Linked DNA regions of Homo sapiens: all the other regions are linked to region 2. The links are chromatin contacts, found by Hi-C or POLR2A ChIA-PET in ENCODE. All regions are on one chromosome and are shown on one strand. Each heading gives the region's core, a stretch centred on a gene start or an enhancer-like site at or near the end of the contact. The rest is flanking DNA. Distances are from core to core; before and after follow the strand shown.

What was found. Hi-C counts contacts between places; a loop is a spot of excess contacts on that map. ChIA-PET counts read pairs that join two places held with the same protein, here RNA polymerase II (POLR2A). Pooled maps may share reads with other maps.
Region 1: a map of GM12878 shows a loop between it and region 2 (4-fold over the local background). The contact joins the enhancer-like site here to the promoter of CCDC126 in region 2. A Hi-C loop is called at or near these places in 2 of 168 maps with a recorded cell type or tissue (CD8-positive, alpha-beta T cell and GM12878), 3 of 37 single-sample maps with no recorded cell type and 5 of 50 pooled maps. POLR2A ChIA-PET finds 5 or more read pairs at or near these places in 1 of 52 experiments (GM10248).
Region 3: a loop to region 2 is called in a map with no recorded cell type, with 12 times the contacts of the local background. The contact joins the enhancer-like site here to the promoter of CCDC126 in region 2. A Hi-C loop is called at or near these places in 2 of 37 single-sample maps with no recorded cell type and 5 of 50 pooled maps.

Annotation. Positions count from the first base shown.
Region 1 is chr7:24,964,645-24,967,529 of GRCh38, forward strand. The region is part of intron 1 of OSBPL3 (oxysterol binding protein like 3); the gene reads right to left. Among named protein-coding and RNA genes, the nearest start is that of OSBPL3, 14 kb to the right of the region's middle. RefSeq lists an enhancer at 1,533-1,692. Within about 2 kb of position 1,372, at least 11 of the 41 ENCODE cell types and tissues checked have a DNase peak (open chromatin) inside an H3K27ac peak, as active enhancers do; they include CD8-positive, alpha-beta T cell and GM12878, where a contact is called at or near this core.
Region 2 is chr7:23,596,036-23,598,769 of GRCh38, forward strand. It overlaps CCDC126 (coiled-coil domain containing 126), which reads left to right and starts at 1,347. Exons shown (of 4, transcript NM_138771.4): 1 at 1,347-1,570; 2 at 1,932-2,016. LOC105375187 (a long non-coding RNA gene) reads right to left here and starts at 1,290. Exons shown (of 2, transcript XR_927098.2): 1 at 1,082-1,290. RefSeq lists a silencer at 1,589-1,828.
Region 3 is chr7:22,445,832-22,448,754 of GRCh38, forward strand. All of the region lies in intron 4 of STEAP1B (STEAP family member 1B), which reads right to left. Among named protein-coding and RNA genes, the nearest start is that of STEAP1B, 53 kb to the right of the region's middle. RefSeq lists enhancers at 2,185-2,234, 2,245-2,314. Within about 2 kb of position 1,350, at least 2 of the 41 ENCODE cell types and tissues checked have a DNase peak (open chromatin) inside an H3K27ac peak, as active enhancers do.

The sequences.
Region 1 (2,885 bases), core at 122-2,621, 1.4 Mb after region 2:
AAAAGGACACTAAGGAAAAGCTAAGGAAATCTGAATGAAGTATAGATTTTAGTTATTAATACTGCAACAGTACTGGTCTATTAATTGTGACAAAAGTATACTAAGGTAAGATATTGACAATGGGAAAACCACTTGGGGCATATGGGAATTTTTTGTACTATCTTCACATCTTTTCTCTACCTCTAAAACTATTCTAAACTTAAAAGTTGTTTTGTGTTGGGGGCTGTGATTAAAATAAGTAAAGTTGGACAAACATTGAGCAATACCTAAGCAGATGATCTCTAAGCTTTTTACTAGCTTTAAAGGCAATGTTTTGGGAAGTATTTTTAATAGGCATGTTGTATTAATTAATTATTGTGCTTTTCTTATTATTTGTAATTGAGACTACTGGGCCACTAAAGTGCATGAGTTCAGAAGTAGTTAGGGAAGTTATGGAAACCATTCATTCATTTATTCAACAATAAGTATGTGCTCTGTATTATGTCTTCAAAAAATATTTACTGTTAATGCATGAGCGAAAGGATTCTACATCTCCCTAATTTTGTTTTGTCTCAAAATCATTTGAATAAAATGTAGTATTTTCCAAGGAAAAAAGACAATGTAGAAGGAGCAATAAATCTACAGTAAGAAAATCTAGATATAAGTATGAGCTCAACTATTTTTGCCCCTAGGGTAAGTCAGTCATCTGTCTTCAATCTTATTTTCCTTAGTCGTCCAACAAGGTTAATAAATCCCCTGCCTACCTCACAGGGTTATTTTGTTGTGAGAAGAAACATATATTAAAGTGATTTACAAATGTGGAAGTGTTATATAAAATAAGGGGGTTATGACAATCTAATGATAACCAGAATTCTCTGGTTCTTCTCGGAATCAGAATGGACTCCAGGCTGGTTAAGACTTGGTCTTCTGCCTGCTGAACCAATGCTTGGATTTGCTAAGGGGTCCATGAACCAGAGTCAGTATCTCCTAATAACTTATTAGAATTGTAGAATCTCAGGTCCCATTAAATCAGAAACCCACTAAATCAGAAACTGTGGGGGTGGGGCCCAGCAATCTGTTTTATTAAATAATTAATTTGTTTGTTTTTGTGGAGACTGAGTCTCAGTATTCTAACCAGGCTGGTTTTGAACTCCTAACCTCAAGCAATCCTCCCACCTCAGCCTCCCAAAGTGTTGGGATTACAGGCATTAGCCACTGCGACGGACTCAACTCAAGTGTTTTACCAGTCCCTCCAGGACACTCTGACACTGCTGAGGTTTAGAACCACTTCCCTCAAGGGTGTGTCCCATTCATGTGGCCCCACCCCTCCAGCTGGCTCCCTGTCCAGCCAGAATGTTGTCTTGCCCTTGTTTCCTCCAAACCCCCTTCACATCCATTGACACCTGGCTAAGTCTCACACAAGTCATCTGAGAGAGAGGAGAAACAGTACTGTTAAAAGGATGTGGGAGGTCCATGACTTGCTAAACCTCAGCCTGAGTTAACTAGCTACAGCAAGACCCACAGATCTCGCTTCCTACAACATGGGTATTTTCCCCAGACTGGGAAGTTCTTAGCCGCGAAGAGAAATCCAGCACCTGCGGAGACCACACACTGCACATTTTACAAAAGAAACCAAACTCCCACATCCTGTCCTTCTGACCCCTAGCATCTGTCAGACAAAGGTGTCTTATCTGTGGGTCAGAAAAGGCAGTCATCTAATATAAAGATCTATCTACACCTAGCTACACACACCCAGGAAAATAAGACCTCTGGATGCCACAAACAAGTGGGGCTTCCAGGCCCTTAATCAAGGAACAAATGATGCAGAACTCAAAGTAACAAACAAGCTGGAATGTTATTTTGCCCCACGCGATCAAAGACTAGAAAAACAGGAATTACAAGTCAGAAGTATGATGCATTGGCAGGTGTGCATGAAGAAGGCCAGGCAGTCCTTTTTCTGAGCCATGTTTAGGCCAAAGTCTTTCCTTTTTGACACCCTATTATTGGTATCATTCCTTAATGACACACACACAAAACAAAATTAAAGAAGACACTGGCCCAGAGAAAGACTGAGCTGAAAACCTAATTAGGGTGGAGTTTTACACTATGTTTGTGTATATGTATGTTTATAAGGTAAAAGAACTGCTAGTACAAACACAACGCCTCTCTAAAGAGGCTGGGCTTGTTGTGCCTCATGAGGCTGATCATTATTTCCCAGGCAAAATTCATATATAAATCACATACATACAAATTTATGTCAACAAATAATCATTTTTTTATTTACCGCCACTTTGCTTATTCCCCATTCACAGTCTTCTGGAAAATATATGAAAAACATCCCCTAAGTGACTAATACATAAGATAAGCAATACACTGCCACACAGGCAAATTCAGCTTAAGAGACTGAATTTGCATGAGCCATCACAATGCCTGTTTGCAGACACTCTAAATCTGTATTCACAGGTCATCTACATTATCTCAAATTTTTATGGTAATTTTTCCTGTTTCCTATCATCCCTCCTTCCCACAGTGTACACACAGAAATCTTCCAATCATACAACATTTAATTTTTGTATTTGACTACCAGTTGAACTGATTAACACATATTCCCTTGCTCAAAACATTCTGTGGCTCTCCAATGGCCAGAGGATGAAGTAGCCATGCACCACCCTTGGGTTCCCATGAATTCTTACCCTACAGCTGCAAGGGATAACACTGTTTTCACCTTTGCTCATCACTCCCCTCTACCTGAAATGTCCTTCTCTCCCATTTCTCTACCTTTTGAAATTGTACCAGGACACTTCAAGGTCCTGCTCTATTAACACCCTTCCCATGAGATCTCTCCTGGTTTATTCTTTGACATTACCCTCCCCAACTCAACGGTTATCATGGAAAAAGTACCCACC
Region 2 (2,734 bases), core at 97-2,596:
CAAGCAATCCACTTGCCTCAGCCTCCCGAAGTGCTGAGATCATAGGCATGGGCCACCGTGCCTAGTCTATAATAAAGCTTGTTATCCGGTAGCACAAGTTTTCCTCCTCCCACTCCTTCTCCTCTTCTTTTTTTTTCTTCCTCCTCTTCCTCATGAATGCTTGTCTTTGCTCTTCCATAACATTTTGAATTAGCTTGTCAAGTTTCTCACACATACACAGAAATTTATTGAGATTTTGTTGGGAATTGCACTGGCTCTGTAGGTAGGTTTGGAGAGACTTGGCATTTTTCAGTATTGACTCTTCCAATTTATGAACATGTTACATCTTTATTTAGGTCTTCTTCAGTGTCTTCCAATGTTTTCTTCAGGCAGGTTTTGCATTTCTTTGATCGATTTATTCCTAGGTACTTGATATTTGTTTGGAGCTGTTGGAAATGGTATCTTTAAAAAAATTATCTTTTTTACTAGCATATATAAATAAATATTGATTTTTTAAAATATGATTTTTGTATCTATTAACCTTGTTAAAAACTTTTATTGTTAACAGTTTATCTGCAGATTGTTTTGAAGTGCCACAAACAATTTTTTTTTTTTTTTGAGACGGAGTTCTGCTCTTGTTGCCCAGGCTGGAGTGCAGTGGCGCGATATCAGCTCACTGCAACCTCCGCCTCCTGGGTTCAAGCAATTCTCCCGCCTCAGCTCCCCGAGAGGCTGGAATTACAGGCGTCCGCCACCTCGCCCTGCTAAGTTCGTATCTGTAGTAGAGACGGGGTTTCACCATGTTGGCCAGGCTGGTCTCGAATTCCCGACCTCAGGTGATCCTCCCGTCTTGGCCTCACAAACTGCTGGGATTACAGGCATGAGCCAACGGCGCCCGGCCTCCACGTACATAATTACATAATCTATGAAAAAATAATTTTGTTTCTTCCTATTTAATCTTCAATCCTTTTATTTTTCTTGCCTCACTCCACTGGCTAAGGACCTTTGGCTTCAATAATGGGTAGTCTCATCTGTAGCACACTTAATCATCACTAAGCTTTCCCAGCCTCAGGTCAATAGTATTAGGAGGTTGGTTCCTCACCGGAGGGTCGGGAACAAGACGCCAGAGCCCTTCTTCCAGCGCCTGCAGCGAGTTAAGGCCGAGGGTATGCCTCTGGCGGGCTCATCTTCCAACACAGAAGACCCCGCCGCCCTCTCTGGTTGCCGCGCAGCTGCGTCGTTCTGACCCAGGGTAGGTGCAGGGCGGCTGGAAGCACGTGCCGCCGCTTCCTCATTCTGGGACTACATCCCCCACAATGCCGCGCGCCGCGGGCGGCTGGCCCCCGAGTGCGGGAAGGGCCGGCAGGGAGGCGGAGCGGAAGCCGAGTGCGAGGGACGAGCGGAGTAAAATCTCCACAAGCTGGGAACAAACCTCGTCCCAACTCCCACCCACCGGCGTTTCTCCAGCTCGATCTGGAGGCTGCTTCGCCAGTGTGGGACGCAGCTGACGCCCGCTTATTAGCTCTCGCTGCGTCGCCCCGGCTCAGAAGCTCCGTGGCGGCGGCGACCGTGACGAGAAGCCCACGGCCAGGTAATGAGTAAGGGGCGAGTCCGCCAGCCGGGCCCGCACCTCTCGCGCGCCCCTCAGCCTAGCCGGCCGCTCCTCCCCCGCCGCGCCCCCGTCCCCGGTCCCCGCCCCGCTAGGGCCGCTGCTGCGGAAACCCGGCTTAGGAACGGGCCGGCAGCCTCCGGCCGCGGCCGGGAAGGCTCTTTGTCCCTTCCTTTGGGCCGCGTCTCTGCCCCTCCGCGTCTGACAGCCGCGGCGCCTCGGCTCGGGCGGAGAGCCGAGCGTGGCTGGGGCTGCGCGAGTCGAGCGGGGCGGGCTTGGTCCGGAGCTGCGGGATGTAGATCCCGGGCGGCACCGCACTCACTTCTTTTTCTGTTTTTGACAGCTCAGTTCTCTTCTACTTTGGGAGAGAGAGAAAGTCAGATGCCCCTTTTAAACTCCCTCTTCAAAACTCATCTCCTGGGTGACTGGTAAGGATGAACTTAAACTGCCGTGTTGATTGTTGACTGTGACGGTAATGAGAATGGCTCAGCCAGCTAGGGTTCGAATCCTGCCTGGGTTTCTCTCACTGCCTGCCTTGGTGATCTTGGTTACTTAAAGGCTCTAAGCTTGAGTTTTCTCATCCATCAAAACACACACCTGTAAGTGGTTAGAATTAGGAATATAGACCTATAACGTCATTAGTTCTTCATTTGATGAAAAGATCCTTTGTGATACTTTCATTAGCTATGACTGAAGTGACCGAAGTGGCCTCTGGACTTGAGTTTTGTGCTTTTGTTTGTTTAATCATCCTGGGTTGTGTGTTCTTCACTTTATCTTAAACCTAACCAAAGGATTCATTAAAATATGCCGTCTTCCTAATTTTTGCTGTTTTAAGATGGCTGAGAATGTTCTTAGGAAATTGATGACTCTGCTTTTCTGTGGATCAGCTTCAGAGGTACAAGTATTCACCTCTCCCCTCCCCCTCAGGTGTGTCCTTTGGGAATCCTTAGAGGCGCTAAGTGTTTGTTTCGTCAGAGTAGGCATCCAGGTATTTTACAGTCCTGCCTCTGGGCTTCACCATATTTAACCTGGGTCAACTTTTTTCTACATCTGTCTGCATCTTCTCACTGATTAATAATTTCTCACTCTAAAATGTGTTGCAAAAATACTTGTTTTGAGGAAAATGTTTCTATGTTGGTGTTATTT
Region 3 (2,923 bases), core at 100-2,599, 1.2 Mb before region 2:
TAAGCTCTTTTATAGAATGCTTTTCTCCTCCTGATTTCACTTGTGTGGGGAAGCATGAAACAACCACTAATCAGTCTTTCCCCCTGATGAGTCGGAAACTTGACAACTGGAGAGTTTTTAAAAAAATGAATGAATAAATATTTCTTCTTTGGGCTTTATTTATGAAGCATGGGCTAAGAGATCCCTTGTGGGCATTTTAAATAACCAGAAGCAAGTCACAGCAGCAGCTAATGGTCAACTGTAAATGCAGTTCTGCTGTGCAGTTGTCGTTCAAAATGTGACAGTATTTAAAAGCTGGGCTGTATATGAGATGAAGGAGTTCAAAGACCCATTGGATGACAGTTCTCATGCTTCTGCAAGTGAAAGAATCATCTGGAACACTTGTTTATGAGGCAGATCCCCGGTCCCTACCCTCTGAGATCTGATCCTATAGATTTGGGCCAGGGCCAAGAACCTGCATTTGAGTCCCTAATTCCAACCTGGATACTCTGGGACAGGACTGCGCTTTGCAAGACAATGCCCTATGCCAGTGGTTCACAAAGTGAGGTCCCCAACCTGGAGCCACAGGAAATTTGTTAGAAATACAGATTCTTAGGCCAACCCCAGAAAGACAGAATCGGGAACTTTGGGGACAGGGCCCAAAAATCTGTTTTAACAAACCTCCAGGTGGTTCTGAAGCCTGCTATAGGTTGATAAACACTGCCCTAAGATTTCTTACAAGCAAGTTGTGCAAACCCTGGAATACTGGCAATTCCAATGCGTAGCCAAGATTTAGAACCACTCTGATGGACACTTCCATTGGAATATGAATGCTAATCTCACTTCTATAACCCTTATTTTTCTGAGCACTCACTTTTTTCAGCCAAGATTAGAGTTAATAAGGTGAAGGGGAAAGAATGTGGGTTTTGTTTCAGGTAAACGACTCAAGCCTGGTCCCAAGTTGAACCCTCCCTGAACCTCAGTATTTTCATCTGTGAAATGGAAGGAATGCTGCCCACCCCACAATGGTGCTGTGAAGAGTAATGAGACAGTATCTGGGAAAACACTTAGCCAGTGGCTGGCACATTGTAGAAACTTGATTTTTCTGTCTCTCTCTACAATATTTTTTAGTTTAATTGGGGTCTGGAATGAGATTCTTAATTTTTATAGGAATATAGCTTAAGGGTTTGCTCTCCAGAGAGCATCAAAAGACTCATTTTAAAATTCATCTCTTGTTTTAGGGTAAATGTCTGAAGAGCTCAGTGAGCACTCTTGATGTTAAAGATGACTGGTAGCCTTAGTATAGAAGCAGCTCTAATTTAGCATGGCCTGGTTCCACTTTGTAACCAGAGTCACTTTCTCTTCTGGGACATCACTGATGTCTCAGTAATGGGCAAAAACCTTATTATATTAGGCACTTTGCACAAGCATTTCACTTCCTTAATTGGTCACCATTGCTTATTAAATGCCAGGCCAACTTCCAATACAGTTTGGTGACAGAGGCCTGTCATCAACTGTTATAAAGAAATGACTTCTTGTGTGTGTACTGGTCAGCTTGTAATTCAGTTGGTTGGAAGATCAGTCAATATTGTATATTTATAAAAGAGTAGATTCAGTAACCACTTTGGCATGAAGCATGCTGCCTGTGTTTTATATTTTATATAATACATAGTAGTTCTATTGACTCTAAATAAATACTTGACAATGACTGTTTTAATAGATTCCAAAGATGGAATGTCCACAAACACATCATTTGTAGGGCAAAGCTGACACAAATCACATTTGTGGGAGTAAAGTGGGAACTCATCCCTGTGCAATGGTCAAATGCTCCACATATTTTTGTTAGGATGGAAGGGTGTTTAGTAAGGTCCTTCATGTAATCAAGACCTGTCCTGGTGTGCAGCCATAGAAGCCAATTTGTTTTACTTCTGGTACACTGACCAGCATCCCTTAGGACAGGAAGAGATGGATATACCCAAATTGCATTGCCACCTAGTACTTCGGCAAACACTTACTGAGGACCTGCCAGGTGCAAAGCACATTTACATGCATGACCTCATCTAAGGCTCACAAACAGTTATCACCATCTCCTTTTTACAGATGAGCAATTGAGATGCAAAGACATGAAGGCATTGGATAAACGTCATGCAACCCATATTGGTTTCATTTACCCTAGAAGGGATTTCTTGCTTTCAGTTGTATTTACCCTAGAAGGGATTTCTTGCTTTCAGTTGCTGGTTTGCTTATTCATTCATCTAGTCATTATTCATCTATGGTTTATCATAGCGAGGCAACATTGTTTACTCTCATATCTCCTAAAACAATTTTAGAAACCTACATATCCTCTTGAACCTTTTTCAGATGAGACTTCAAGTTTCCCTTCCCGTGTTAAAATAGTTGCAAAGATGTAATTATGGCACGTAGTCAATATTGACACTTTACAACAAAATGTTAATGAATGCATTTCTATATGGCCAAAGGAATATAGATACCAATTATATTTTTCCATTATCCAAAGGAATATAGATAGAAATGATATATTTATCATCTAAAATTTTAAAATACATGAATGATCTTTTAATAGAACTTTTTTCCTTGAACTCATATTTCCATTTCATTTCCCCAATATTACCTCATTTTTAAGGGACCTCACGCTTAAAAATATGTTATCATTCTATTATAATTCTGTGTAGTAATAATATTAGTCAAATTAATTTTTTTAATTTGCTATAATCTTAAGACTTTAGATGTTAAAATTTTTCTTCTGGATTGGCTTATCATTAAAATTATGAAGAAATTATTCAGAACAACATAAATATGACAACTTTAGACAATGCAGCATAAAATCAGGAGAGGTATACTTTTTTTTTGAACACAGAAAGCAAGATGGGAAAAAAGAATGTTTCTCATGATATCTCCCTGCAGGCATGTTCTGAGGCCAATC